2 separate regions of the Mus musculus genome follow, and region 1 is linked to region 2. Evidence: chromatin loops called from intact Hi-C (ENCODE). Cell type or tissue: left cerebral cortex. All regions are shown on one strand. Each heading gives the region's core, and the rest is flanking DNA. Links, peaks and the distances in the headings are about the cores only. Region 1 overlaps Rbm25 (RNA binding motif protein 25). Region 2 holds the start of Gm51952 (a long non-coding RNA gene).

The links. Hi-C counts contacts between places; a loop is a spot of excess contacts. Peaks named below come from ENCODE experiments on the same cell type or tissue, not always from the same donor. Only the 100,000 strongest peaks of a DNase experiment are listed, where the experiment ranks them.
Region 1: a loop joins it to region 2, with 2.2 times the contacts of the local background. A loop is called at or near these places in 2 of 42 quality-filtered maps.

What each region holds. Positions count from the first base shown.
Region 1 is chr12:83,647,650-83,663,754 of GRCm38, forward strand. Rbm25 (RNA binding motif protein 25) reads left to right here. Exons shown (of 19, transcript NM_027349.4): 5 at 549-606; 6 at 3,638-3,795; 7 at 11,774-11,959; 8 at 12,659-12,712; 9 at 12,946-13,029. Among named protein-coding and RNA genes, the nearest start is that of Rbm25, 23 kb to the left of the region's middle. In left cerebral cortex, for the core only: no CTCF peak of the experiment used is centred there; no DNase peak of the experiment used is centred there.
Region 2 is chr12:83,559,974-83,576,078 of GRCm38, forward strand. Zfyve1 (zinc finger, FYVE domain containing 1) reads right to left here. Exons shown (of 12, transcript NM_183154.4): 3 at 14,659-15,163; 4 at 8,876-9,090. Gm51952 (a long non-coding RNA gene) reads left to right here and starts at 2,049. Exons shown (of 2, transcript XR_003950093.1): 1 at 2,049-2,082; 2 at 8,596-10,980. In left cerebral cortex, for the core only: no CTCF peak of the experiment used is centred there; a DNase peak (open chromatin) is centred at 8,984.

The DNA.
Region 1 (16,105 bases), core at 4,473-9,472, 86 kb after region 2:
ACTAGTAATTTTTGGGCTAATATGTTGTGATTTTATGAGTCAACAGATTTTATGAGTCAACAGATTTTAAAAATATTGTTTTTGGTTTTTTGGGTTTTGTTTGTTTGTTTGTTTGTTTGTTTGTTGAGATAGAGTTTCTCTGTGTAGTCTTGGCTGCCCTGGGATCCCTCAGTAGACCAGGGTAGCCTCAGACTCAAGAGGCTACCTGCAGTTGCCTCCTAGTACTGAGATCGTAGATCTGCACCACCACTTCCTGCTAAGGCTTTATGTATTTGTTTAAGCAGCCTGTTAGATATTTCAAGTGTTTGGGAGATTTGGAGTAATTTTAACAAGCTTAGTTGCCAGCATGATCGTGCTGAGCATTTTGTTCTCTGGTTTCCCTCCTGTATTGATGGTATTATCGTCCCAGGCTGCCCTCAAACTTGTAGTACTATCTCAGTCTCTTCTATTACTGGTGTGAGCTACCATACACTATAACCTATAATTGTGATCTTACTTGTCTTGAAACTTTTGTTTGTTAAGTGGTAATTCTTAAATTTCTTTTTAAGAAATGTGGTTTGGTGTTGAGCTGGAAGAGAGTGCAAGGTGCTTCTGGGAAACTTCAAGGTATACATAATTTCCTTACTCGTTTTTGCCACCATTTTAACCCATTTGTATAAGTTTATATAAACTTAGCATGTTTTATTTTAATTTTCTTTTTCCTTTTTTTTAAAAGATTTATTTATTATTATATGTGAGTACACTGTAGCTGACCTCAGACACACCAGAAGAGGGCATCAGATCTCATTATGGGTGGTTGCTGGGATTTGAACTCAGGACCTTCAGAAGAGCAGTCAGTGCTCTTACCCACTGAGCCATCTCGCCAGCCCTTATTTTAATTTTCTTAAGAATGTATTAAAAGGCCATTGAATATGTTTGGCTGAAATTTGGGATTAGAAGATTCAAAAGTTGAAGCAGAAAAGGAGGTAGAAGAGAAAAAAATGAGCATTACTCAATAGTGTTTTCTTCCTTCCCTCTTTGAATATGCTAGACTGGACAAATCCAGTGGTTTCTTTTAAAAAAACTTACTACTGGCCTATAAGTTTTTTAAGGATTTATTTTCTTTCTCTCTCTCTCTCTCTCTCTCTCTCTCTCTCTCTCCCTTCCTTCCTTCCTTCCTTCCTTCCTATCTATCTATCTATCTATCTATCTATCTATCTATCTCTACATCTACACATATATTTTTTGTATATGAGTATGCTGTCTTCATGCTTTTTAAAAGAAGGCATTGGTTCTCATTAGATACAGTTGTGAGCCACCATGTGGTTGTTGGGAATTGAACTCAGGACCTCAGGAAGAATACTGAGCCATCTCTCTAGCCCTGTTGGCCTGTAATTTGTGTAGAGGTTTCTGTATGTGAATACAGTGCATATCTAAGCTGGAAGAGGGTGTGGCTCCCTTGGAACTGGAGGTAGAGTTGGTTTCTACCTGCCTTACAGGAGTCCTGGTTTTCTGTAAGAGTAGCATGTATTCTTAACTGCTGTGCTATTTTTCTAGCTCTCCCACTAGTTTTTTTAGATTTTTGAGGTTCTTTTGCCTGAAAGTAAGGCTGCCTGACCCAAATGCAATAATTAGAGCTCAGGAGGAGGGAAGGGTAATTAATTGGACTGCTTTTGTTTTTTTTTCCTTTCGAGACAGGGTTTCTCTGTCCTGGCTGTCCTCTGTAGACCAGGCTGGCCTTGAACTCAGAAATTCACCTGCATCTGCCTCCCGAGTACTGGGATTAAAGGCATGTGCCACCACTGCCTGGCTCTGGACTTTTTTTTTTTTTTTAGGCCTATTTATTTTCACTTTGTGTATATGAGTGTGTGCCTTCCTGCCTACTTGTGTGCTTATGCACCTCGTGTGTTCAGTTCTGCAGAGGCCAGATGGAGGAGTTGCTTTCCCTGACTTGTGGGTGGTGGGAATGGATCCTGGGTCCCTGGTAAAAACAAGTGCTTTTTTAGTGTGAAGCCATCTTTAGCTCTTTGGTTGTGTGTGTGTGTGTGTGTGCATATATATATGTATGTATGTATGTATGTATGTATGTATGGTTGGTTTCTTGTGTCTTCTAAAAATGTTCCTCATTTTATTTAAGAGTCTCTTGTCCTTAGAGCTTGTAGATAGTAGAATAGCTAGCCATCTTGGCTAGGGAGTTTCTTCCATGTTTGCTTCTGGAGGGATGGGATTACTAGGGCTTGCCATATTACTTCTACTTTTATGTGGGTCCTGTGGGTACGTGGGATCTTCAGGTCCACACACTTCTATGGCAAGTGCTTCCCAGCTATCTATGGCCTATTTTGAAAGTAAACTGCCTTTCATTCTAGACTGCTAAATTCTCTGCTCTCTGTCTCCTTTTTCTCCTCTTGGTGCTGTCAATTTAGGGGAGTGTTTCATATATGTGGCCACCATTATTACTAAGCTATACCAAGTCTTGATTTAAAAATACCGCCAGGCGTGGTGGCACACGCCTTTAATCCCAGCACTTGGGAGGCAGAGGCAGGTGAATTTCTGAGTTTGAGGCCACCCTGGTCTACAAAGTGAATTCCAGGATAGCCAGGGCTACACAGAGAAACCCTGTCTTGGAAAAAAAAAAACAAATCAAAACCTTTATTGTGGAAAAATGGACACATATACAAAATGTGATGATGTGACAACTCCATGGTTACAACTCACAGCTTTAATAATTATCAGTTTATGGTCAGTAATCTTATTACCCCTACCCTACAGCTTTTCTTTTGTGTTCCTTTATTCACCCATTCATTACCCCCCCCCCCTTCTTTCTCTTTCCTTCTTCCCCACTTTTCCCTTTTCTCTGTATAGCCCTGGCTGTCCTGTCCTCATTCTGTAGCCTGGCCTCTAACTCAGAGTTCCTCTTTCTGCCTCTGCTTCCTGAATTTTGTGATAAAGGTGTGTGTCACCGTCTGTGCCTGGCTGTTCATGTTATTTTTAAGTACACCCCAAGCACTGGGATTTTTGTCTCTGTATTGTAGTATATACTCTGAAACATGAACATTTTATTTTGGCGGGGGCGCAACTGTAGGAAAATTTGCCCAAAATATAATCATAGTACCTAAAAATACTGCCTGTTTTTTTTCTAATAAAAAAAAATAGCCATGCTGTCCAGTTAATTTTTCTATAAAAGTCAAATTGAAAACATTTCATTGAGGATACATATGAGCTTTCTATAGTGAAATTCATAGGGGATTTATTCTGAGTTTAAAGCCATTCCAGTTCTCATTCGCTTCTGGCTTTTGAGTTCTGGGATTGTAACTGTCCTGCCCCAGCAAAATACAAAATGCCCCTGGTTAATGCTATATCCTATCCTTTGTTATTTTTTTAATTTTTAAAATTTCATTATTTTTTAGCTCTTAGTAAATAATGATTTGCTGGATTTTCTTCTTTCCCCTGGTCTTTTTTTTTTTTTTTTTTTTTAACTCTCCCTCCCCTCTGGGTTCATCAATGTTAAAGTGAAATGGTTATTAGAGGGTTAAAGAGCAGTGTTGTGGTGATGACTTCAGTGACCTCATAAGTATTACCTTTAATCATTTTGCCTTGCTGTATTTTTTCATGTTTTTAATACCTTAATATTTCACAAATTCTTCTTATTTATTGTTAGCTTTTGGATTTTGTGAGTATAAAGAGCCTGAATCTACCCTCCGTGCTCTCAGATTATTGCATGACCTTCAGATTGGAGAGAAGAAGCTACTTGTTAAAGTTGATGCCAAGACAAAGGCACAGTTGGATGAATGGAAAGCAAAGAAGAAAGCTAATGGGGTATGTAATATCTTTTCTAGCCTACCTGTGCCAGTTCTGTGTAAATACTTCATATTGTAAGTAAATTTAGCATGGAGTCTCACAAGATTATTGTCATTGTAATATGTGCTTGTGGCTTATGCAGGAGTGTATTTTATAGTTTGTAGATAAGTGTTTTATCTACCCACAGTGGGTGGATGACTGTTGGTTTGCTTGTTCCAGGTTGGGATGAAAGTAGTAAGGGAGGCTGGACAAGGTTAACTTGCCAGAGAAAACACTTGTACAGACTATTCCAATCAGAGCTAATTCATTAAGGCAGCTTTGTAAGTAAGTATAAAATATATATTTCAACCTACACAATGTTTATTAGTAATCCTCTCTCTTTTAGTGCACACAGATTGGATTCTGAAATGAGTGAAAATAAGTCTTAACTACTTCATGTATGAGTGACCTTATTCAGGATTTTTATTTTTCATTTTAATTCTTTTACTTTGCATGAGGATAAAGGAGGTCTTTTTGTCTTGTGTGATAATATATATTGCATCCTTCACAAAACAATCTTAAACTTGAGTATATAGTGTCTTAAATGTATATATGTACATATGTGTGTATATACATATATATGTACATATACATATATATGTGTATGTGTTTGTTTTTTCTTTTGTTTTCCTTCCCCCTACCAAAAACAAAAAAACAAACAAAAAAAAACCCCAAAAAAAACCCCAAAGGTCTGTACTTTCATCTAGCTTTCATTACTTTTGAAGAGAGATATAGCCTTCTCTTACCCTTTCTAAAACCTTTGTGTATTACTTTTTTTAAAAAAGAAAATTTTAACCTTTTTAAAAAAATTGTGAGTATACTGTAGCTGTCTTCAGACACACCAGAAGAGGGTATCCTCTCAACAGTTCCCATTCCAGATGGTTGTGAGTCACCATGTGGTTGCTGGGCATTGAACTCAGGACTCTTGAAGAGCAGTCAGTGTTCTTCATTGCTTAGCCATCTCCAGCCCCTTAAAAGAATGTTTCTAAAACTCATATTTAACCATATTATAAAAAAGAAGTTAAGTTTCATGACACCTTAAGTACTTTACTATAGACGTTCTATTCTCATGCTCTGGAAGGCATTTTCTTCTGTGTACCCTCTTTCTTCCAGTGCTGAGGGTAGAGCCTGTGTTACAGAGAAGTATGCTGCCACTGAGTCACATCCCTACCCCATGAGTATAGCTTTAATTGGAATATTTTTATTTCATAAAAACAAGATTAAAGCCAGCTGCAATGGCACAGTCCCAGCACTTGGGAGTAAAAGCAGTTGGGACAGGAGTTCAAGCTCATTAGTTGTACAGGGAATTTGAGGCTAGTCTGGGTGACATGAGACTTAAAAACCAAAATGTATTATTGCATAATTCTTGTTTCTGTTACTTAGATAATTTCACTGACATATACTACATATATATATTTACAGGGTAAAATAACTGTTGCTTGCTGGGCGTGGTGTCGCACACCTTTAGTCCCAGCACTTGGGAGGCAGAGGCAGGTGGATTTCTGAGTTCGAGGCCAGCCTGGTCTACAGAGTGAGTTCCCGGACAGCCAGGGCTAAACAGCGAAACCCTGTCTCGAAAAACCAAAACCAAACAAAAAAACAAAAATAACTGTTGCTTATTTGTCAGATTTAGTTTTAGTAGTTTGGATTTCCATATGAAGTAAAGCCTGTGTTGGGCATAGTATTAAGGTTTTGTTGTATTACATATCCCTTGGATTTGTTTTAACTTATTGGAATTTTTTTTTGAGAGATTTTTATTTATGTGAAAGTGAGCATGTGTGTTTATGTGCACCATATACGTGTATTTCCTGTGGAAACCAAAAATGTTATTAATTTCCTAGAGTTAGAAGCAGCTATGAACCCCCATGTTTGTTGAGGAACTGAACCCATGTTGTCAAGAGCAGCAAGATTCTTAACTGCTCAGCTCTGTTCAGTCTCTGTTTTGACTTTTTTTTTTTTTTTTTTGAGATAGGATCTCATGTAGCTTCTTACTACTCTTTGTAATATGACCTTGAACTCTTCCCCACCCCCACTCACTTCAAGTGCTGGGATTAGATGTTATCTCATTTATTGGATCTTTAAAGAAATTTGTTTTATTTATTTGTATGTGTAGGTTGTGAATGTATATGTGGAAATTAGAAGACAACTCATGGAAGTTCTCTTCTACCATTTGGGTCCCAGGGATCAAACTGAGGTTGTAAAGTTTGTGGCAGGGCCCCTTTACATGTTGAGCCATCTATTGGCACCATTCCACAGACTTTTTAAATTATTATTTGATCTCTTTGTTTTATTGCCCATCTAAGCTCATTAAAATTTTGTTTATCTAATTAACATGATCTGATTCCTATACCTGTGATAAAACCTCCCCTAAATAAGGCACTCATGACAGAGCAGAGTGTAAATGCCACAAAAGGTCAGCTTGGTGATCCGTACAGGAATATGGATGAGGAGTTATTCCCAGGAGCAGATATGACCCAGACAGCCACATCAACAAGGCCCAATCAAGCAGAGGTGATAGCTCACAAAACTCGGAAACTGAAACACATCGTACAGCCTATGTGCAGTTCAATATGCAGTTCAGTAGCTTAGAGGTTGTCCTTTCCAGTAACTGGTCTAAACCTCTTGTTAGCTCAGCTGGTTTCTTATATCTGTTCTTAGTCTTTTTTTTTTTCCCAGCTTTTCTTTGAGAGACTTATTTGCAGCTCAGCTTTTGTCTCCTTTTTTTTTTTTTAAAAAGATTTATTTATGTGAGTAGTTGTTCTCAGACACATCAGAGGAGGGCATTGGATCTCATCAGATGGTTGAGCACTACCATGTGGTTGCTGGGAATTGAACTCAGGACCTCTGGAAGAACAGCAGTGCTCTTAACTGCTGAGCCATCTCTCCAGCCTTTATTGTTCTCTCAGCTTTTATTGTTCATTTTGTCAGGGGAATCTGGTCAGTTTCAGGGACTTATTAAAGTTATTTTTAGTTGTCAACCTTCCTGTTCAGAGAACTACAGGATGGAATGTTTCAGTTTGGAAAAAATTTCACACAATAACCTGTATCATTATAAATACTGTTCTGAATATGTCCCTCCCCCCCCCCTTTACCACAATATGCTCTTATTATTGTCTCTTTTATAGCCCATCATCCTGTTGGATTCTGCTTACCTCCCACATCCATGATTTTCAGTAGCTACCTCATTACCACCTAGGAAAATATCTTCTAAATTAATAATGATATGAATGTTTACTGAATAACAGTACTAGCTCTGTTGTTGACTTTTAGTTTCCTCTGACTCTGAGGTCAAAGAAAGATCACAAGTAAGAGAAACAATAATTTGTATGAAAGGAGTGATCTATTTTTTCCTGATTTTTGAATTGAAAGAAAAGATTTCTTATCAACTAAATAGTTTGATTAAAAATATTTCAGTCTATATATAGATTAGGTTTTTTTTTTCCTTTTCCATTTTTTAAAGCTTGTATTTAGTAAAATTGTATATCATTGCAGCTATATCCAGTTTGATCTATCTAGTCTGTGTTCTGCTTGCTGCTTTTTGTCTCCCTACCCAGCAATAAGTCTAGAGATAATTAATGATTGTTTCAAGCTGTGTTTGTTCACCATGTGTACAAGAATAAACCAGTGGGCTGGAAAGCTGGTTCACTGGCCGCTCTTGGAATGGACCTAAGTTTGATTCCCAGCACACACATGGCAGCTTACAACTGCCTGTTACTCCAGTTCCATGGGATCCAACACCCTCTTCTGGCCTTGCCTCCATGGGCAACAGGCATGCAAGTGGTATGCATATAGGCCGGCAAAACACCTATACGAATAAAAGAAAAATGAATTGGTGAGCTGAGGTTGGTGCATGCCTTTAATCTCACCATTTGAGAGGGAAAGGCAGGTTGATCTGAGGTCAGCCCCATCTACCTCAATCAGGCTAGCCAGGATCTACCAGCATGTGTCTTAGAATGCAAAGCAAAACAAAGAGAATTAATTGGCAGCTGTTGGAGTACAGATAATCTCTGGAAAGCCATGTATGTGCATTACAGTCTAGTAGATAAAAGGTGCTTCAGGAGAAAATGTTCACATAATTGCTTCCAAGTTCATTTAGTGAGTCGTGTTTTCTGAAAGAACTGTATTTGCTTTGGGTTTCCCTCAAAACTGCTTGTGTTTCAGATGATGAGAGTTAGTCTGGAGAACGTCTCCAGAAGCTCTGTTTCCTCTCACTTTGGATTTGGAGGTAGAAGCTGAAATTCAGAAATGGGTAATTGTTTGGAAATTGTGTGAGCTTTGGATAATATTTGGCAGCTTATCTATTGACTTTTTTTTTTTTTTTTTTTTTTTTTTTTTTTTTGGTTTTTCGAGACAAGGTTTCTCTGTATAGCTCTGGCTGTCCTGGAACTTACTTTGTAGACCAGGCTAGCCTCGAACTCAGAAATCCACCTGCCTCTGCCTCCTGAGTGCTAGGATTAAAGGCGTTCGCCACCACGCCCGGCTTGACCTTTTTAAATAATTCCAAATAATCTTCTGTCCTGTGATCTTTTTGTGATATTTTTGTACTACTGATAATTAGCAATCAGTTAAGAGACTGATTAGGCTCATAAGCTTTCTTTCTGAAAATGTAGATTGAGGGGCAGTTAGCCATTTGAAAGGTAGACTTGAATTCTTTTTTTCTTAAATCCTTCATGGTTGTAATTGTGGAAAATAGCTGTATGGATCTTTCAATTTCAGTTTGTAGGAGATGATAATTTAGGGTCTACAGGTTAATTCTATGTGGGAAGCCGTGCACAATCACCATTACAAGATGGGGCTGGCTTCCTCAGTGCCTAACTAGTAAATAAGCAATGTGCGCAGGTGCTGGAGTAAATTCATGCCAAGTCACTGCCCATCCCGGGGTGTAGGAGTGGGGTGATGAGCGAGCAACTAATCAGGAGCTGACACGTCACACAGAGGGGTATTTAAGCAGCTCCATTTTCCGGGTTCGGGGTCTTCCTGAGAAGCAATAAAGCTTTGCCGTAGAAGGATCTGGAGTGTTTTTTGCTGGTGAAACGTTACAAGGACAGTTCTATATTAGCAGGCCTTTGAATTTACAACTCCATTCCTATTCCTATGGTTAGAAACCTATGGAGAGTCTTCCAAGGGAAAAGAAATCAGGAATGTAGGAAATGTCACACAGATCATATATTTTTCTTCTGGATTTCATTTTTTAAGACTGTGCTGCCCTGCTTGGCCTTGAACTCACAGGCCAGATCCACCTGCCTCTGTCTCGCAAATGGCGGGATTAAAGGCCTTCAGCACCAAAGTCCAGCAGTGAATACTTTGATAGAGTAGAATTTAGATATGAAGGACCTGGGTTTGGTGCTACATAGTTAGTGAGTGGTATAGCAGGTTTAAGAGGTCGGCTTGGGCTGAATGTTGGCGTTTGTGTGAGCAAAAACAGTAACACACTCTAAGCGCTAAATTTGAATTATCAATAGCCGTGTTACTAGAGCATTCTCTTTCATAGAAAACTTTCAGAAAGCCAAAATCATATCATTGTGGATTTTAGTGACAGGTGTATAAATTTAAGGACCTTAATTACCAATTTAAAATACAGTCACGCCAATTATAGTTTATTAATACTGTTTAATAAATAATTTTAATAGTTTAATTACAGTCCTGTGTAAAAGCATCTTGTCCTTATCTAAGATGCCAAGTAGAAAATTGGCAGCCAGAAGATTGGATGAAGAGGCAGGTTTGAGAAAGTAAGAAACTGGGTGTTTATCTTTGATATACTTCTATTTCTTACTATATGTTAATAAACATTTATGGTCCAAAAAAGTTTTAAAAATTTGTGCTTTTGGGGACCCCATCGGAGGAGTTAGGGTAAGGACTGAAGGACCTGAAGGGGTTTGCAACCCCATAGGAAGAACAACAATATTAACCAACCAGACCCCTCAGAGCTCCCAGGGACTAAACCACCATCCAGAATACACATGGAGGGACCCATGGTTCCAGCCGAATGATGGATGGCCTTATCTAGCATCAATGGGAGGGGAGCCCTTGGTCTTGTGAAGGTTCATTGCTCCAGCATAGGGGAATGCTAGGGTTGTGAGGCGGAATTGGTGGGTGGGGGAGCAGGAGGTAGGAGGATGGGATAGGGAGTTTTCAGAGGGGAAACCGGAAAGGGGGATAACATTTGAAATGTAAATAAATAAAATAAGCAATCAAAAAAGAAGAAAAAATTGTGCTAAGTTTTCTATAAGTATCATAAAGTGTGCTCTGAATAAGAATTTATTTAAATTAAATGTTAATGTAAGGCTTATTGAATATGTATATGAAATAGTTTCTAATGATAGAAACAAATTAATGATGGTTGTTATGAAACACCTGGTAAGTTATACTTGTTACTAAGTAATCACATAGCGCAAAATCAACTTGAGTAGAATTGAATGTGTTGTGACCAAGAACCTGGCATTTATATGGAAGATTATAGTTCTTTTTCTCTTGCTATATTGTGTTGAATCCAGAATGATACCTCCTAAGCAAGGCCCGTTTATATTCCTGGTTCTACAAGCATGATTTTTGTTACCTGCCAATGTAGTCAGTATATATTACCAAGTAAATTGCTATTTTGAGACATAAACATGTATAATTTTTGTTTAGAAAAATTGCTTTGTATGCACAATTATCCATGCTTTTTCCTTCTGTGTCATTCTTTATTTTTCCCTATGTTTTGAGTAAGTGTTGAGTTGAAAGTAAGGGGAAATCAAAAGTTTTCAGGTCTTAGAATAAATTTTTAGTTTTAACTATATGAATTCTATATTTGGGGGCTCTAAAGCATGATTAGAACCAACAACAGTATGTTTGAAGATTGTGTTTTTCTGAGAGACAGATTTTCTTTTGAGATAGGATCCCCTTAGGGAAGGGAAGTTTGCCTAATAATTACTATCCTGCCTGAGAGCTGTTTTCATTTGTCACTCCTGCTGGCTTTTACTGAAGGGTAAACTCTTTACCTTTCATTTGTGGTATTTGTAGATCCATAGATTCATGCTAACTATTCTTTGAGGTTATTGTGTTTAGTTGAAAGGAAAGGTAAAGTCTCATGTAATCCCAGCTGCACACATATTCCAAATCCTATCTTTGCCTCCTAGTGCTGGGAATTCAGACATTAACCACCATTGCCCAATCAGAAAGTTACTCTTAAATAAATTATTACTAAAGTCTAACACTTCTTTTTGATAAAGTATAAACAAGTTGTGCGTCTATGTATTTGACTGATTCTTGTGTTTGTTTTTTTTTGAGACAAGGTTTCTCTTGTAGATCAGGCTGGCCACAAAGTCAAGAGATACCTTTGGCCCTCTCTGTCTCCTGTGTGCTGGGATTAAAGGTGTACATCACCATTCTTGGCTAGGTTTTGACCTACTGCATGTGCAAGTCAGACAGAAAGGAGTATGGTATATAGCAGAGACATGGTTTTACTCTGTAGCTCTCAGATTGTTCTGGACAAATGCACACACATCTGGCTTTGAAATCACAGAGATCCACTGGCCTCTGCATCCTTGGTACTGGATTCAAAGAGTATACCTCCATTCCTGGCCAGGTGTATGGTTATCATAAGCTGCTTTTGCTGCACATAGACATATTGGAAGCTGGGCTGGTTAAATGGTAAGGAACTTTGATGCTAGGACTGACTACCCAAGTTTGATTCCTGAGATTCCTGTGGTGGAAGGAGTCCTCAAGTTGTCTTCTTGACTTCCATATGTATGCCGTAGCACACACAGATATACAAACATGGAAATAGTTTTTTAAAAGATTAAAAAACATGTAGAAGCATATGTGGGGAAAGAATCCTTCATTTGCAGCCTATAACCTTTCTGGTGATTAGGTTTTGTAGTATAGCTATCTAGTATTTTCCTTGGTTAGCCCATTGATATTTTTTTCTTTGGAATAATTTTTGTCTATTCTCCTCAAATTTGTGTTGGTTTTTAAGAACGCCAGACCAGAAACTGTCACTAATGATGATGAAGAAGCCTTAGATGAAGAAACAAAGCGAAGAGACCAGATGATTAAAGGGGCCATTGAAGTTTTAATCCGAGAATATTCCAGTGAACTAAATGCCCCCTCACAGGAGTCTGACTCTCACCCCAGAAAGAAGAAAAAGGAAAAGAAGGAGGACGTATGTGTTCTGACAATAGTAATTTATATAATTTATTCTTCTGGAAAGTACAATGTTTCTTTAGAAACTCAGGAGTTGTCTGTGTCATGAAAAATGCTATAAAATACACATATATATTGTTTATTTAGGGATAGTGTAAGTTCTGTTTTGAGTTTCAGTGTCTTTGGGCATTTTAGTTTTATCATTGGCCAGATACAATTGTATTACTGTAATTATTCATTATTTGGTCCAAAAGGTGCATCTACTTGGTATTATTGGGAATACTAATGTAAAGAGTTAGTCAGATAATTAGGTAAAGTTGAAATTTTTCTTCCTCCATTGATATGGAAGGATAAAAATAACTGATAGTAATGAAGAGGGTAAGTTACGGAAGTATTATTTTTTGGCTAGAATTATAGGCAAATCTTTTTATAAGGTAGATAAATTTTGTGCATGCAAATACATCTCAAATGATAATTTCTTACATGTTAGAATTCCTTATCTTAGGAAACAGTCCTGGTACTCTTAAGAGTATTTTGGCTATTGAAAAAAAAGCATGTGATGGGTGATAGAGGGATTTAAAGATAAATCATTTTTACTGTAATTTGAGATCAAGAAAATATCACACGTAGTTATTATTTCCTGGATAAGTATGTAGTCAGTCTAATTATAGCACAATGTGAGCTGTTTTTTAAAAAATCTTTGTGGGTTTCTCTGCAGATTTTCCGTAGATTTCCAGTGGCCCCATTGATCCCTTACCCACTCATCACCAAGGTTCGTTTGAACTGTAGGCTTTGATTTTTATGTGTGCACTAACTGCCAGATATGTGATTTTTATCATTATTATTACTATTACTATTATTATCATAACTTTACAACATTAGATTTTACTTCCAAGTTGGTGGGTTTTACTTAGATGTATTTGTAATACTTGCATTAAATACTAAATTTTGTTATTTTTCTATTAATGTATGTAAATCTATTCCTTTCTGTTCACTTAATTTTAGGAGGATATAAATGCTATTGAAATGGAAGAAGACAAAAGAGATTTGATATCCCGAGAGATCAGCAAATTCAGAGATACACACAAGGTAGTATTCTTGATTTTTCACTTGATACCAATCTAGACTTTTTACAGAATCCAAAGCAAAAAGACAAGAAAATCAACTTTGCATTAGAGTATAATTTATTATTGCCTTTAATAGGCTTAATTGATACTAAGGTAGAAACAAAAGAACAGAAGACTAATACCATATTTAATAGTGGCCATTGCTAATTGTTCTCAGTCACTGACTGCTGCAAGCATCTCACTTTAATATAACAAAAGTTAATTTAGATTTCAACATGAACATCAAGGTCAGATTAAACTATTCAGGGGGCAGCAGGATAACATACATATAGTTCAGTTTATCTTGTGGGCAGGTCTTTAATCCTAGGAAAAACTTTTTTAAAGAGCTGAGATTAAAATTTAAGATTTATATTTGTGTGGATTAAGTTTGAGTGGGGGAGATTTTAAAACGTAGGCCAGTGATTACCAGACTTACCAAATTATAGATGCATGGAAGAACTGTAAATTCCCATAAAGCTAATCTATTCATTGACCCCCACCATTATGATAGAGATCATATGGTGACTAATGCAAGATGAAACTCTCAGCTTGGAAAGTAACAAGGAATAGGATGTAAGTATGAGCTTCTGTTTTTTATTATATTTATGGATGCCCCCTCAGAAAAATATGCAAAGGGGTAACTGGCTTGGAAATGGGTGTTTGTATATAGTAAATCCCACTCATGAGTTTTGCCTATTTAAAGCTTCTCTCAATGACAGTGCATCTGTGAATGTTCGCTGGTATTGAAGGTGATGCTTTCGGATGGTGAAATGCAAAGTGCATGATGTATTTTGATGTTAGAGGTAATAAGATATCATTGGTTCTGACTAGACTGAGAAGTGCATAACATAACTCAGTGGTGTTAAGTGTTCACTTTCTCTGTATTTGAATCATATTTTTTCTTACTGCTTTCAAAATCCCAAGTTACAATTAATGCTGATTATCAGTGCTGTTGAACACTTAATGTCCAGATACCCAATCATAGGTCACATAGAGTGCTTTTTCAGGAAGTAGATGTGTCTAAAAGCACAAATGTAACTCCCACAGTTTTGAGAGTTACAATGGTGGTCTGTGGCAAGTCATAGTAGAATAATCTTAATGTATGTTCACTATTCCAATTAAAGGCTGAGTAAGCTTTCAAAGGGTATACAGTTGTGTGTGTGGTTTACCCGCCTTCTGTTTTTATTTATTTGTTTTAATCCCTGTCATGTTATTGGTGAATTATGAGGAAATCAGGTTGGTAAAAATTTTTAATTCACAAGCTACTACTTCAGCATTTTAGGGGTTTGTCAGGCATTTCACTGCCTTTTATTTTACTGATGGCAATGTTCTGAATTTCCAAAATGTGATTTAGAAATAAAAGAAATCAAAACAAAAAAACCAGTTCTCTTTGGGTGGTGTGGTTAAGGGGATATTTTGAATTCTTAGCAATAAAAAAATGAGCTCAGTGAACCTTTGCATGTTTTGGTATGAGATTATTAAATAACCACAGACTGTCAGGGTATCAGCGTGGCAGGGGGCGTCCATTTACAGCACGGATGAGTCTGAAGAGAGAATAAGGTAAGATTTTTGATTTTTTTAAAAAAAATTCTTTCCTTTTTCTTCATAACTTTGTTAATTGTTTAAGGAATCATTTCATTTCTTTAATCTTTCTTAAAATATATGCATATATGCTACATCTGCTTATATGCACACACATATTGCATATATATATAACTCCTTAGCATTTAGTATGGACTAGATTTTCTCAGCTTTTGTGTAAAGTAAACTTAAAATGAGTTCTGAAAGCAATTGCATTACATCAGAGAAAAGGCAGCATAGTAAACAACAGGAGTAAAAAGTTGAGGACTTGTACAAAAGAAATTAAAAATCTGTAAGTATATATTATCTCCGTAATACATTTCTTAAGTGTATGACATTGAGGTAAGTTTTATGTAGTGTAGATTCATTTTAAAATATAAACTTTGAATTCCATTAGCAATGTCTCAGAAATTAGATTTTCCCCCCTGTAATAGCTTTCAGTTTCTGGCTCTCCATGTCTCCTATCTTTCCTTTCTAATTTCAATGTATTCAGTATTGGCTTTGCCTGTATGCTACCTTAGGTCAGCAGCTGAATATATTGATGCCTTACACACTAGCTTTTCTTTCATAATCCTCTCTCAGTTCTTTGGTCCATGAGCAAGAAAAAAAGTATCTAACAGGTAAGACTGCTTTTTAAAGTTTTAAATGCTTTACGTTACTGAGAAAAAGAAAAATGCACATTTTATTGTTGCAGTTTAAATTTCAGTGAAATTAAACACAGAACTTCACAGGGATGAATGTGTTTTGTTTTTGTTTTACTTGTTTGGGTTTTTGTTGTGCTTTCTTTTTCCCCATGTTAGTTTGTATAGAAACCTTGTGGTACACTGGTAATCTTTCAGGATACACACTGGCCTAACTGTTTACTTGTGAACCGTGTACTTGCTCTTCCTCCCAGAAACATAGCTTGTAGGCAAGGTTAATCCAGTGTTGGCGATCCATGTCCTAGCACAACATCTGTAAGTTAATACAAGATCCTTGCAAGGGTGGATTTATCACTGTAATTATATCTTTTATTGTTTTACAGGCTTAATGGTGGGCATAACTTCTGCTTTTACTTTAACTATTGTAAATTAAAATAACTAATTATGTATGTGTTGTTTGAAGTGAGTGGTTTTCAAAGTTTCTGTATTTGGTGGAGTATCCATCTTATAATGGTAGGAATAAGTATTTCCATAGTTTAAAACTTGGCTAAATTCAGCTTCTGTTTCTTTTGGAGGGTGGGCAACCTGGAGGGCAGAAGAGTGTTGTTATCTTGACTTGTCTTCCACCTCTACTTTAAAGCCCTCGTCTAGTTACCTTCAATAGTGAGAAGTCTAGGATCATAAATACTGTCACTGTTCCCACTGACTTACACACACTTATAATGGGCAGAATTAAGCTTTAGTTTAATTGAATGTCTTTCTAGAAATTCTTAGGAATCAGTACATTGTTCATGGTTATTTTTGGATATTAGTCAGTAGCTTGCCACTCGTAACAGA
Region 2 (16,105 bases), core at 5,980-10,979:
TCAGATCTCATTATGGATGGGTGTCAGCCACCATGTGGTTGCTGGGATTTGAACTTCGGACCTTCGGAAGAGCAGTCGGGTGCTCTTACCCACTGAGCCATCTCACCAGCCCTGTCATGTGTTTCATAGCAGAAATCCTAAGACAGACTGTGTGTCTCAAGCATGGCTGGCATAACTAACTTTGAGGATAATGGTGGGAAAGTAGGGCATCGTCTCCCTATAAGTCACCAAAAAATTTGGTAGGTTATTTTTATATTTTAAAAACCAAAGATGATAATAGAATAAAACTTTGTTGTCAACTTAACTACATCTGGAATTAATTCAACCAAGCAGCTGGGCACACCTGTGAGGGATTCCTCTTGGTTGGATCATGAGTCGGAAGACCCACCCTAAATCTAGGCCACACCCACTGACTGCCCACAGCATGAGTCGGAAGACCCACCCTAAATCTAGGCCACACCCACTGATGACTGCCCACGTAAAAGAAGAGGGAAGCTTCTACTTTTGTCTGCCTGCCCTCACTCTCACGGTCTCTCCTGTCCCTGAGCCATTCCTTCCCTGGAGTTAGAACCTACTCCTTCAGGACTCCAATGCGGACTGTAAAGCGCCAGCTTGGTAGAGATCCCCCCCCCCCCCCCCCGGGAACTCTAGCACCAGACTGGGATCAGTTTTATAAAAAACTACTGGATCTCTGGCCTATCCTTCAGTTGAGAGCAATTGCTGGACTACTAGGAATACAGCCTAGAAACCATTCTAATAAGTCTCTGTGTGTACACGTGTGTACATATATACGATCACTCTATCACCTCTGTCTTTTAAAGGCCCTGATACAAAAAAATAAATGGAAAATTTACATTAAAACCCAAGGCCTGGCAAGTCCTTCACTTCAGTGTGTAGTGGACAGTGCACTGTGTGTTTCCTTTGCTTTAGAATGGGCCATCCATCTCTGCACCACTTTCTTCATTAGATCTCACAATAAACACTGAGCATCAAAGGAACGTAGCCACGTGAAACACAGGGCACATTAGCTGCTGCGGCTAGCACCTTTTTACTGGCTTAGATGCTCAAATGGCTTTCCTTTTTTCCTAAGCCATCCTCTCTGCCTAAACAGACAGTGCATAGGACCCGAGAACCTTTCTCAGGCTGTAAGCTGATAATCCCAGCACTGAAGAGGTGCAGGCAGGGGACCAGAAATTTAAGGTGACCCTTGTTTAAGGCCAGCCTGGGTTAATGAGGCTCAAACAAACTCAATGGAAAAGAGCCTCTCTCTGTATTGGTCTTCATGGTTGCTAGCACCTGCAGGTGAACACTTACATACAAAAAAAAATGTTTATTAATCTAATGAAGTGTCACAGAGATACAACAGGGAGCCGGTGAAGGGACATGGAATCTGCCTTACAGATGGCAGCGGGGGAGCCAGAGAACAGCAATATTACAGCCTTGAAGGTTTTACAACAGATAGGCCAAAGGCTAATTTAAATACCTGTCTTCTTATGTTCTGAGTCAGTCTCATGCATCCCAGTGTGAACTCAATATTACTATGTGGCCAATGCTCACCCAAACCCCTTGATCCCCCAACTTTCACCTCCAAGCTCTAGCATAAAGGATGCACTGTACTCTGGTAATACCTGTTTCCTTAAAGATAAACAGTGCCTGGCTACTATACAATCACTATCTGGGTTGAACTTGTCACTTAACAATGCTGACAGGACACTTTATATCATCTCAAGTGGCTCAGTTCACTGCTCTGAAAGTTCCTTACAGACACCGGGCAGTGGCTACTCCTAGTGGTGCACTCCTTTAGTCCCATCCCTCCTGAGGCAGAGGCAAGTGGATCTCTGAGTTCGAGGGCAGCCAGGGCTGTACAGAGAGACCCTGTCTGAAAACAACAACAAAACAACCATTTTAACATCTCTCTGAGCTTTTCCTGAGATAAGCTGTGGCTCGCCCCTCTCTCATGGCACTCATGCCTTCTCCCACCCAGACAGTCTAACTGCTGCCTTGTGTTGTCAGAGCAACAGTAACCTCTTATGACGTCAGAGAGAACTCCAACACAAACAGCCCCATCCATTTAAATACCGGGTAAGAGAACCAGCCTGCCACTTCTTTCCCAAGCCACAGGCTGACAATCATATATCCGGCCTGGCCTGCTTAGAAACACCAAGCACATGGGTAGAGAAGAGTAACAAATCAAAGGTAGCATATTTTAGACACAGAATGGGAAAACCATCTTCCTCCATTGTGTTTCCTGGTACAAACAGAACCTCCTACCTGACCCACTGGCTCAGCCAGTTCAAAATTCCCAAGCCCAGGTCTGAGGATGTACAGGCAGGAGGTCCTAGGCCCATTCCCCAGGACTAAAAATAATTTCCAAACCTCACATCATGCCATAGTTCTTGGTCTCTCCTCCTCAGGTCTCAAGCTACAAGGGAAAGGCAGGGAAGGGCTTCTCTTGAGAGTGCCTGTGAAAGTATTTGAGGCAAAATTGGAGACCTGGTTGCCTGGAAACCAGATGATCTTGAACCTTAGTTGCCTTGGCAACAGTAGGGGGCCTTTCTATTGTACCTTTAAGGTTCGCCCCAGTTATCAGGAGTTAGCAGTGGAAGGCCTGGTTCCAAATGGATAGATATTCTTCAATCAGTGTCGCCACCCTCCAGCGATAACTTCATAAATATTTACCAGATGCTTCCTAATTTGATGGACTTGCAAAGTCAGAGTTTTCTACATTTAAGGATTGGAGGCTAAAGAAGGTATCACATGACACCTACATGGCTTCAACCTGAAAATGCATCTCCTGATTACTCAGAACTTAAGTACAGATATCCACAGTTACCAATTTTCTGTTCCCCTTTCGTCAGATATTGATTCTATCTGTGAAAGCATGCTCACAGGTATCTAGGCTGGTGCTGCTGTGAACCTTATGGGAAGGAGTGCTTATCCCAACTAAGAGCTATAGTGGGGACTGGAGAACAGTGTCCAGATGACAGGGAAAGTGGTCCTCTCAACAGGTAACCATTTTCAGGCACAAACGGGAAAGCCACTAGTAGCCCAAACATCACCAACATGTTCAAATTGCAGCCAGTGTATACTCCCCATTGTTTCATCCCTTCTCATAAATCTCAATTCCAAAGCTGATCTTCCCATTCAATAATGAATATGAGTGAATGAAGAACTGAGGGCACTTGCCTATCATGTGCTAGGTCCTGGCTTCAATCCCTAAGACCAAAACCAAAGAGATCAAGGGAGTAAGGCCAGGCACAATAGCATATGCCTTCACTTACAGCAGAGGCAGAAAGATCTCTGGATTATTTGAGGCTAGCCTAGTCTACAGAACAAGTTCCAGACCAGCCAGGGTTACATAGTGAGACCCTGTCTGTCTTAGTCAATGTTCTACACTACTGTGAAGAGACACCATGACCAAGGCAACTTTTTTTTTTAAAGATTTATTTATTTATTTATTATATGTAAGTACATTGTAGCTGTCTTCAGACACTCCAGAAGAGGGGGTCAGATCTTGTTATGGATGGTTGTGAGCCACCATGTGGTTGCTGGGATTTGAACTCTGGACCTTTGGAAGAGCAGTCGGGTGCTCTAACCCACTGAGCCATCTCACCAGCCCCCAAGGCAACTTTTATAAAGACAACATTTTGGGCTGGCAAGATGGTTCACTGGGTAAGAGCACTGACTGCTCTTCCGAAGGTCCTGAGTTCAAATCCCAGCAACCACATGGTGGCTCATAACCACCCCTGATGAGATCTGACGCCCTCTTCTGGTGTGTCTGAAGACAGCCTTTAATCCCAGCACTTGAGAGGCAGAGGCAGGCGGATTTCTGAGTTCAAGGCCAGCCTGGTCTACAAAGTGAATTCCAGGACAGCCAGGGCTATACAGAGAAACCCTGTCTCGAAGAAGGAAAAAAAAAAAAAAAAAAAAAAAGACAAGGAGGAGGAAGGAGGGGGAAGAGGAGGAGGAAGAAGAGGACAGCAGTGTAGCACATCTTTAATTCCAGCACTTGGGAGGCAGAGGCAGGTGGATCACTGGGTTTTGTTTTTCTTAAATAAATTTTCATATATCCCAGGCTGGCCTCAAGCTCACTATGTAGCTGAGACTAGCTATGAACTTGTATCTTCCTCCCTCTACCTTCCAAGTGCTGCGACTATAGGCATGTACTACCATGCCCAGCTCCCCAACTTGTAAGATTTCTCTTTATGACTTTTTTCTTTTTTGAAGGTTCTATAGATGAGAGTCTCAATCTGTAGCCTAGGCTGGCCCGGAATTCACTATGTAGACCAAACTGGCCTTGAGTTTACAGTGATGCTCCTGCCTCTGCCTCCAGGTTACTATAATTACTTGGATACACAACCAAACCAAGATGTTTTTCAAAGAAGCAAGGAAACTTTATTTCCGGCAAAGCTAAAGAACTGGTTCCAGTACTACAGGAGAACAGTGGTGCTCAAAATGGAGAGTCTCGAAGGCTCGTGTAAAGTCGTAAAATGTTATTTACCTAGAGATGTGTGTTTATGAGGAGAGATGCACATGCCACAGCATGTTTGCAGATCAGGGCAGACTGCAGGACCTGGCTCTGTCCTCCTACTATGTGAATGAATCCTGGCTATCAAGTTAGATCACCTGGCTTGGCAGTCAGCACCCTTACTAGCTAAGCTATCTTATTAACTTATGAACTTCACTATCAACCCACAGATGACTTATTTCTACAAATGAATTTGCAAAAAAAAAAAAAAAAACCCTCAAAAACCTCAAAAACAGCTTAAGGGACAGAATTCACAATTTATGCAAATTAGGCAGGTATAGTGGTATACACCTGTGATCATAGTACTGAGTGGGTGCAGGGATTAAGCCAGGAAGATGGACTAGCCTGGACTACAGAGGAAGACCTTCAAAACAAAAACTCCAAAACTGTGATTTCACTTATTGTGTAGACTGTGCGCCAGCACACCAAGCATATGAACATATACCAGAGTTACACCAGGACCCACCTAGCTTTATGGCAACGCCTCAATCTTCTGTCCCATCCTTCCCAGGTTCACATGTCCATCCTCTGAGCCACTGGGTATCCTAGCAGAGCTACAATCTCCTGGTCAGTGCTCCTCTAGCCTCTCTGCAAGAGCTTAGACGCTTTCACTGCCTTGAGACTCTGTTCCCTTCCTACTGCCTATTGCCCTGGGCCTGCAAGCATTCACCAGTGTTGAAAAGAAGTGGTTTACTCAAAGAATGAGCTGATGAGTTTAGTACAAAAAAACTGTGAATTAAGTATATAAAATGAAAATAAAAGATTGTATTGACGTCAAAGCCTTGATGGAAAAAGAACAGAAAAAAAAATCCAAAACATTTAAATAGAATTACATATGCAACTATGTGAAACTGCATGAATCATTATGAAAATATAAATATACAAAGCTGGGTAGTAGTGGTGCATGACTTTAATCCCAATACTCGGGAGGAGGCAGAGGCAGGTGGATCTCTGAATTTGAGGCCAACCTGGTCTACAGAGCCAGTTCTAGCCAGGACTACCTTGTCTTGAAAACAAAACAAAACAAAGTATATATGTACATATATATATATACTGCAAGGTATATTGGTGAATACCTGTGATCCAGCATTTGGAAGGTGGAGGCAGGACCACCAGAGGTTCCAGGCCAGAGCTGGCTACATACAGAGTTCAAGACTAGTCTGAGTTCTACATGAGACTCAAGAAACATCAGCAAAAAAAGTCAAATATACATGATCCCACACCCCTTTTTTTAAAAAAACCAAAAGTGGAACATAAGAGAGATACCATCTCACTCTGTAGCCTAGGCTAGAACTTACAGAACTTTCTAGGTAGCCCAGACAGGCCTCAAACCATAGTGATTCCAACCTTCTGAGTATTGGAGTGATAGGCAGGCACAACACATAGTTTTCCAATAATATCCTACTTAGTAATTGTCTATGAGGACATTTAGGATGAAATATTGTAGTTATCAACGAGTTTACAGGAAGAGTCACAAATTTACATCTATAATGACAATAAGATATGTGTCTCTTTTCGTTTTGATTTTTCATTTCAACTCTGTATCTTTACTGGTACACACCTGCTGCCCAGCAGTGTTAGTGGTGGGCTGAGAATGTGGCTCTCACTAGGAAGGTCCTTGCTTACAACCCCACCAACGCCAAAACCACAAAGTAAAACTACAGAGGTGCTTGTCCTGGCTCCCCTAGGCAGGGACTGTGATGGCCCCTCTCTATCTCAGTCACTGTGGGTGTGCTAACATTGTCTATATTTTCACACATAATCCTAACCTCTCAAAAGGGTGTGAATTTAGAAAAACTGTTCACTGAGCACTATCTTTTTTTTTTTTTAATTTTTTTTTGAGACAGGGTTTCTCTGCATAGCCCTGGCTATCCTGGAACTCACTTTGTAGAACAGGCTGGCCTTGAACTCAGATATCCACCTGCCTCTGCCTCCCGAAAGCTGAGATTAAAGGCATGCACCACTACCACCGGGCTTTTTTTTTTTCTTAATGTGAGCACAGTCTTAAAAGCAGAATTCTTTCATGTGTTGTAAGTGTGTGAGTGTGCTTGTGCACATGGAAATCACAGGACATGTGGCAGCTGGGTCTCTCAATCTACCATATGGGTCCAGGGCTCAAATTCAAGTTGTTAGGCTTGGTGCTCTGCAAACACCTCTACCCACTGAACCCCTGGCTGCCTCTGCATTTCTATTTCCATGGCAGTATCAAGGAGTTTTAAGTTTCTCTAGGGAAAATGTCCTACCTTTAGTAAATGCAGGGAGTGTTCTGATCAGTGCATACAGCATAAGACATAAATTTCGTCAAGACTCAACCATACTGTCTGTAAGCAGAAGAAGGCTTGTTCTTTTGAGATATGGTCTCACTATGAACACACACATTGCTACACCCACTTCAGTGAAGTCTGCTTGACAGAGAGAGAGGCCTGAAAGCACTCACGAGGCAGAGTTTCAAGGAACCTTGGCATTCTCATAGCCCATATACTCAAACCCTATCCCTGCATTAGTATGGTGTATGCTCTCTTTCAGTATTGTTTTATTATAAGTGCCTTTAAAGATTGAATGCTGACATAGGTAAGCCTCCACCAGTGTTCCAACATTCTAGAAAATCCTTGAAGCCTAAGAGCTTGGAACTCAGTAGGAATTCAGTGAGAAGGTTACCTATTCAGTACCATTCAAATTTACTTCTAGTAGAGACAGTGAAACTAATTAGGCATTACAAAGAATGGAGCAAGAATAGGTCAGGGCTGGTCTGCAGAGTGATTACTTAGGACCAAGTGACCCAAAGCTGCCTTCCAGCCTCCAGGGGCACCTGAGCCCACACTCATAAGCATATGCATAATTAAAAATTAAGCCGGCGTGGTGGCACACGCCTTTACTCCCAGCACTTGGGAGGTAGAAGCAGGTGGGCCTCTGAATCCAAGGACAGCCTGGTCTACAGAGTGAGTTCCAGGACAGCAGGACAGCAAGGGTTACACAGAGAAACCCTGTCTCAAATCCAAAAAAAGAAAGCTTAAAACCAAATGCTAGGTATGATGGCCTATGCCTTTAGTCCCAGCACTTGGGAAGCAGAGGCAGGCAGATCTCTGTAGATTCAAGGCCAGCCTAAACTACCTAATGAATTCCAAAACAGCCAGAGACACAAAGACCCTGTCCCAAAAATGGGGAGTGGGAGGAGCCTCAGAAGTTTAAAGTATCTACTGCTGTTCTTTCAGAGGACCCAGGTTTGATTCTTAGCACCCATTAGTTATAGCAACTCACAACCTTCTGTAAAGCCAGTCTCCAGGGGTCCAACCCCCTCTTCTGGCCTCCACAGCACCAGGTATGCACATGGTTTACATACATACATGCAGGTAAAACACACATATACATAAATTAAAAAATTTTTTTAAAAGGGGGGGCACCAGAAGACCCTGCCTAACGGATTCTACAGAGCTGTCATGGTTGGGAAGCCGGGGTCTGACTTGGGTGTCAGCTCTGTCTTACAAAGCAGCAAGCAGCCTCCATTAGAACATGCTAGAGATGGACAGTCAGGGACTTTACAACAGGATCTCATTTAATTGTGTAGCAAAACAGCAGTTTGATGCTACTGCTGGCATGGATCCACAATATGCCTGGCTTAAAGGAAAACGATAGGTTTTTGTTTTTGTTTTATTTTGTTTTTTAAGACAGGGTCTTACTCTGTACCTCTGGCTAGCCTGGAACTCACTATGGAGACTAAGATGGCCTTGAACTCACTGATCTGTCTCCACAGTGCTGAAATTAAAGGCATGTGCCATCATACCCAGTGAAAATAATCCTCAAAGATGTGTTTCCCAAATGTCAGCCCAATACCATGTATGTCACGTATGTAGGTGACACACTGAATGACATCCAATTCCACAGCAGAAATCATTTCCTTTGCAATTTTTTCCCCAATGTTTCAGAATCTCCTCTGAAGAAAACCTCATGTAAAGACCCCCCCTAAATACTCCTGTCTCATAAATCCCAATTGTCCTCAGACTTGATAATCAGCAGCTGAAATGTCCTTGAACTTCTGATGGTCCCATCTCCACTTCCCCTGTGTCCAGATTACAGGCATGCACCACCATGTCCCATTTATGTGGTCCAGGGGAGCCAACCTACAACAGGAGCAGTCTACCAACTGAGCTACAAACTCCTCACCCTTTATCAACTGTCTGTGGACTCAAGATTCCTTCCTACCAGAGAGCCTGACAAGATGAAGGCGTAGGCCGTGCGCATCCTCCACTCACACACGCCCTCTGTCCCGACCTGCTGCAGCCCAGGCTTCCGAGCACCAACCTAGTACTGGACACTGATGAGTCCCAGGCAGGGCAGGAGCCAACTGACCTTCAGGGCTTTGAAGATGACCCCTGGGTGCCGGGGAGACCTGGTGGTGTTGTTCTCTAGTAGCTGTTCCAGAGCACGCCGAAGCCCAGAGAAGTCTGTGGGCGGATTGTATGTCCTCGTTCCCTTGTAGTGAATGGAGCTAAAGGCTTCGGGGAAGCGGCCCAGCTTCCTGAAGCGGTCCTGGATGAGCTTCTCGGGCGCCTCGGAGGGGTGATCTGTACGAGCAGAAAGGCACGTAGACAGTGAGTGCCTTTTCTGAAAACTAAAGTTACCTCCCTTTCGCTGTAAACGTAAGATGTATTTTAACTCTACCTATGTAAGGCACGACTACTATATGATTAGAATTACTGCACTTGCTTGGCTTTGTCTAAAAAGGAGCGAGGAGAAGGGATGGCGTCTCACGAACAGGCGCTGTTTACATGGCTGTGTGACTGCACATGTGCCTTACACACTGTGATGTAATGGGCACTTGTCTGCATAGAAGAATCTTGAAAAGGATTTACTGAAAGAAAAAGGAAGACACATCAGCATAGAAGGAAGGACAAACAGGGCCTGTATCGTCTTCCTCCCACATGTCCACATTTTCTGTGACATCACCCTTCCCCACACCTTGCTTTGTAGTCACTTGTTACACTATATACTGAAGAGGCACCTTATTCTTTTTAAGAGCTATCCAGTTCCCCAGCCTATGGATACATTTAACCAGTTGTCTACCAGCGAGTGAGCAATTCACCATTTAGACTCTGAGAACTCTGCTCTTACGTGATGAAGCTGCAAAGCTGTGGCAAACTAGCAAGACGGAGGGAGTGGCTTGTGTACAGGCTCCGCACCTGTCCAGCAGCCAGGGATGGGCAGAGTCAGTGTACCGGTTAGAGATAAAGGTTTGATATTTTAGATTAACTTCCTTTAACGCTATAACAAAAGCACTCAAACGCTAAAGATATATTAGCTCAGATTTTAGGAGACAGTCATTAAACAGCAGCCATCATAATCCTGGACTTATTCCTTACACTCAGCTCCTGCTGAGATTTGAAATTAGTAGTGTGAGGCATTAGTCCCTGCCTTCTCCAACCCAGGAACTTGACCTGGCCTCTTCTCTCCCTCCCTCCCAAAGTGTCTGCACCATCTTCCCAGGAGCATTTAATCACTGCTCTCAAGTGACTTTATTCTGCTCATCTACATAACAAAGTCCAGGCAGGCAGGGCATCCCTAAAATAATTATCCTAAGTCAGAAAAGATTTCAACACTGTCTTCTTACTGATTTCTGCGGTTGACAAAAGCCATTGGGAGGTGGGGAGTTTACTTTCTTACACAGCCAAGGCGCATCTACATAGGGATGGCACTGTCTGCAGTGGCCTAGACATCTACATCAATTAGCAATCAAGAAAACAAGGTTTGGAGCGGGAGAGGCAGACCAGTGGTTAAAATCACTAGATGCTCTTCCAAAAGACATAGGCTCAATTTCTAGCACCCACACGGCAGCTCACAATGGTTTGTTAACTCAAGTCCCAGGGAGTCTGACATCCTCTGTACATGGACAAGGTAGATACTATATACATGTAGACAAAACATACACACATTTGGGGGGGGGGGGAATAACAAAAGAAAATAGGGGCTAGAGAGATGGCTGTGGTAAAATGCTGTGGTAAGGCAACACTGACTGTTTTTCCAGAGGACCCAGGTGAGCATCCTCCGCCCTCTCTGCCCCCCCCCCCCCCCCCGCAAACACTGCTGATTTATGCACACGGTATGTAGATATATTCAGGGAAAGCATCTATACCAAAAAACTAAATCTCAAAAAATGCCCACAGGCAAGTCTGATCAAGCTGGGACTCCTAGACAAACCTAGACTGTCCAGTTGACTTCGGAAACTAACCAGGAGAGCACTTGGCTTTCACACTTTCAGATTCAGGATGCTCCTTTCTCAGACTTTGGCAAACATTCCAAATCCAAAGTCTCCAATCCTATTTCTGGTCCCAGGCATTTTGGATAAGGGATACTTAACCTGTCATTCATTTCTTATTAAACTCCTACCAGCACTCCAGATCAACAGAAATGGGAAGCTGAACAGCTATGAGGCAAAAAAAAAAAAAAAAAAAAAAAAACAAACCAAAAAACCCAATGCCCCATTTGTCCACATTCTGGCACGTCTCCCCCTCTGCTGTCTTGCTCTATCTTAAGACTTCAAGAAGCCCTTTTGATCCAGAAAAGGCTCCAGATGTCAAAATTGGAAGACGGTAGTTCCAGTCCCTATTCTGCTAGGACCTCCTTGGTTATATATTGCCAGCAGTTCTCTGAGCTGTCATTTGGGGCTGCTACACACAACACTGTACATAGCACAAAGTAAAAAGATAGCTTCTAGGGGCTGGTTATTTCAAAAGCCTGAACTGATAATTTGAAGGACTGAACACACAGGAAAGTGCCAGAATCAACATTTCTTGTCTCTTCATAGCCATTTCTTGCTTAGTCTTTAGAAGGTCAGGACTCACTGGAACCACCACAAAAAACAACTGGCTCCAGGTCCTTCCAAACAACCGCCCCCGGGGCTGGAGAGATGGCTCAGCGGTTAAGAGCATTGACTGCTCTTCCAAAAGTCCTGAGTTCAATTCCCAGCAATCACATGGCTCACAACCATCTGTAATGAGATCGGATGCCCTCTTCTGGTGTGTCTGAAGACAGCTACAGTGTACTCACATATAATAAATAAATCTTAAAACAAACAAACAAACAAAAAAACAACCAACTGCCCCTCTTACCACTATTGTCATGACTTAGTTCCCCCCACCCCCCACCCCCGCCATCTTCCTGACTACCAGGGAGATTCCCCAACTCCAGACATGCTCCTTTACTGTTCCTGGGATAGGGTTTGGGAAGAGGGATGTTCTGAAATACGGCCCTGACATTATATAGGTCCCTGCCCAAAGATCCTTCAGAGAACTGATCCAAGGTCACCCATGGTCCGATCCTCAAGTATCTCCAGCTCCCTCCAACATAAACTAGCCATGCTTCAGACAGGCACAGCTCTTCATTCTTCCTTCCACACACATCTGTGCACAAGACACTCATATGGGCTCTTTAGGATGGATGCAGCAGTGAGTTAGGTAGGTAGGTAGTTTTTCTACCTTCATATCGTTTCCATTTTCATGGAAAACACAAAAAAAAAATAAGCACACACAAGATGACTCCAGATGTGGGGAGTGTGGGTGAGAGGAAGAGTGCAGAAAGGAGATGGCCTAGGAGGTCAGGAAGGGTTTGGCCCAGATGAGAGATGTACTGTTATCTGGGGGACAGAGGTACAGACAGACAGAGCATATCCCAAAGTGAAAACACAGGAAAGATGTGTAGCCAGTAGGGAGCTGTATCCACGTGTGTACATGCAAATACATGAACATATACACACGCATACACACACATACATTCACATGTACACACGGGCAAGCACAAACACAAGTGAGGAGAGGGTCAAGGGGGATAACCAATGGCCAGACACACTGACGGGTTAAACAAAACACCTTTAGAGTTTAGCTTAAACTTGATTTTATTTTTTTTAATTTCTTTTTTTTGTTTTGTTTTGTTTGTTTTGTTTCTCAAGACAGGGTTTCTCTGTATAGTCCTGGCTGTCCTGGAACTCACTCTGTAGACCAGGCTGGCCTCGAACTCAGAAATCCACCTGCCTCTACCTCCCAAGTGCTGGGATTAAAGGCGTGTGCCACCACGCCCGGCTTTTTTTAATTTCTGAGAGAGGGTCTCAATGTTTCAGGCTGGTCTCAAACATTCAATCCTCCTGCCTCAGTTTCCTGAGTGTCAAGATTATAGGCCCACATGCTCACATCCAGCTACTGGATTAACTCTTCTTGGCTTCCATTACATTTTGTTGTAACTAAAAGCAACCAGGAGTATCACAAGCCAAGGTACCTAAATTATAAATGAAGCTTTTATTTCGAGAGCCCTCTAGAAGACAGAGAATGCATCCCAAAGGCTGACCCTGAAGTTTGGGGATCTACAGCCGGTTCCTGCATACAGCCACTCCTGGGAAGGAAACTGCCTGGGACTTGCTCCTCCCAGAACTTTCCCAGCTGCTCTGCCTATCCCAGGTTCAACTTGCGGACACTGCTTCCTCCTTCCGAGGATGTGTGGTCCCACTCCCCATTCCCACAGCTCCAATGCCTACAATGCTACAGAACAGACTACTGGACGGTCTCTCCAAGTAGACTGAGGGGAGAGGTTTTTAGTTCTACACCTCTCTGCCTGGCACATGACATGGGTACTTTCCTGACTGAATATACAGATAGATGTGAACAGTGTAACTGTTTTAAAGGGCAGACCACCACACCACATCTAAAAACTCTAATGATTTTAGATATATAATGTTATATGTTGCACCTGATAATCCCACTCCGTATTTCTCAAGGGAAACAAACAGTAAGCCAGCTTACAGATGCACTCAGCACACACACCTCCACAGGATCCACACTCTCCTGGACACAGACATAAGTCATACTCCTGAGGCCAACTCCTCCACTGAGAACTCTCTGCTGTTTCTCTTCTGTTCTTTTTCATTTGTATTTTGAGAGAGGACCTCACTGTGTAGACCAGGATGGCCTCAGACTGGGGCTGAGCTTCCAGCATGTGAGGCCTCTGGTTGTCTGTCTGTCTGTCTGTCTGTTTGTCTGTCTGTCTGTCTCTCTCTCTCCCCCTCCCTCCCTCCCTCCCTCCCTTCTTTTTTTAAAGATTTATTTATGCGAGACAGTGGTGGCGCACACCTTTAATCCCAGCACTTGGGAGGCAGAGGCGCAGAGGGGCAGAGGCGCAGGGGGCAGAGAGGTGCAGAGGCAGAGAGGCAGAGAGGCAGAGGCAGGAGAATCTCTGAGTTCAAGGCCAGCCTGGTCTACAGAGTGAGTTCCAGGACAGCCAAACCCTGGATAGAGAAACCCTGTTTGAAAAAAAACCAAAAAAAAGAAAGAAAGAAAGAAAGAAAGAAAGAAAGAGATTTATTTATTATTTTATGTATGTGAGTACACTGTAGCTGTCTTCAGACACATCAGAGGAGGGCATCAGATCCTATTACAGATGGTTGTGAGCCACCATGTGGTTGCTGGGAATTGAACTCAGGACCTCTTGAAGAGCAGCCAGTGTGCTCTTAACCACTGAGCCATCTCTCCAGCCCCAATCTGGTCTCTTTCATGCATTTACCCCGTTTCTAATGAATCATTCTCATCAGAATAGCATTGTTTTAATTATTGAAATATTTTAAGAGGGAAGTTCTTAGTAGCTGCCCATGAGCCACTTTATGGTCTTACTTGGAAAGAATGCATTCACCTCACTCACACCCTTCCAACAGTGCCTGTATGTCAGCTGCCTTTCTAGGTTTTGTTGTTGTTGTTGCTGCTGTTGTTTGAGATAAGAGTCCCATGTAGCCTCTGCTGGCCCCTGACCCAGAGCTAAGGATGGTCTCTATTTCTTGAATCCTGGGCCTAATGGCATATACCATTATACCTGCCATATTTAATATTAATTATATAAAATATTCAAATTACAGGCATAATCACTCTGCCTGGCTCTTCTAATCTCTCTTGAGCCCTCTCTGAAGTGTGCACCATCAGCATCCCAGGGAAAAAGACCCCACCCCGATCTCCCAGGACCTTTAGTCTAACGCACCTGTTCATTATTGCAACCTTCTTGGAACATTTAAATCTTGCCTGGGTACAAGTTTTTCTGGGCATCACCATACTGCACCCCAGAGCATTAAAAAGCCAGTCTGTGACACACCACTGTCTACTCACCAGAACCCAGAAGCTGAGTGTGCACAGTCTCATGGAAAATAATAACTGCAGGGCCCAGGGTGGATAAGGGGACATCCAGGCCACATCGTGCAGTGGTGGCCTTGAGTTCCTTGGTGAAGTGCTTCAGGTAAGCTTCCGAGGCATCCCCAAGGAATTTGAAGAGGTCATTATGCAGCCGGTCTGCATGAGTTCGATAGATGACCAAGTCTGAGATGGCCAGGACCTTCAGCAGCAGCCGTGTCCTCTGGCTCAGATTCACGGTGGCCCCCAAGAGTCCTTCTGTGTCTATCACTGCTACCTTATGGACTGGGTCATAGGCTGCCCACACTCCCACTGTGCAGGACTCCTGAGCAGGGGAGGTTTTGAAGACTTCTCGGCCATAGAAGAAAGTGTGGTTGAGTGTGTGAGACTTTCCATCACCAGTATTTCCAAAAATGGAAACCACCTTGAGATGCTGGTCAGGCTTACAGTCCAATTTCCTGATAAAGTCCTCTTCATTTGTTACCTTCAAAAAAAAAAAAAATCAAGACAATAAAATATAGGAACTGAAAAACTAACTCCTATAAGAAATATGACTGCTGGGCTGGTGAGATGGCTCAGTGGGTAAGAGCACCCGACTGCTCTTCCGAAGGTCCAGAGTTCAAATCCCAGCAACCACATGGTGGCTCACAACCATCTGTAACGAGATCTGATTCCCTCTTCTGGAGTGTCTGAAGACAGCTACAATGTACTTACATATAATAAATAAATAAATCTTTAAAAAAAAAAAAAAAAAAAAAAAAAGAAATATGACTGCTTCCCAGGAAAAAGACCTTTTCTGACTCTTCAAAATGGAAGGAAAAGGCAGTTCCAAGGCAAGTTTCACTTCAGCAATCAGCTTGTGAGACCCTCTGAAGCTTCAGTCAGGGAGAGAACTTAGTGGTTAGGAAAGCTAAAAATGGAGGATGAAGCAGTTTGATGATTTAAAGTTCTGGCTGCTCTTAGAGAGAACCTGAATTTGGTTCCTAGAACCCGCACTGAGAGCCTCCTAACCCTGTGACTCTAGCTCCAGGGCATCAGATGCCCTCTTATGGTTTCCATAGGCACCTGCATTCTCGTGCACATACTTACATAGCACCACACAGCTGAGAAACAAAAATTTAATAAAGAGCTCAAACTGTAAAGGCCTTAAAAGAAAGCATGCTATTCTTGGGTTAGCCAATAGTTTCTAAAAAGAAAGGAGTAAATTAGTAGCTTAAGACCACGGTCTACAAAGTCACCAAGACAGTGAAAAGATGAGCTGGAGGGATGGCTCAGTGATTAAGAGCACTAGCTGCATATACAGGATCCAGGTTCAATTCTCGGGATCCATGTAACAGCTTACAGCAGTCTGTAACTCCAGTTTCAGGGGCTCCTATACCTTCTCTGGCATCCATGGGCAGCAGACATGCACGTGGTACATGGAAGG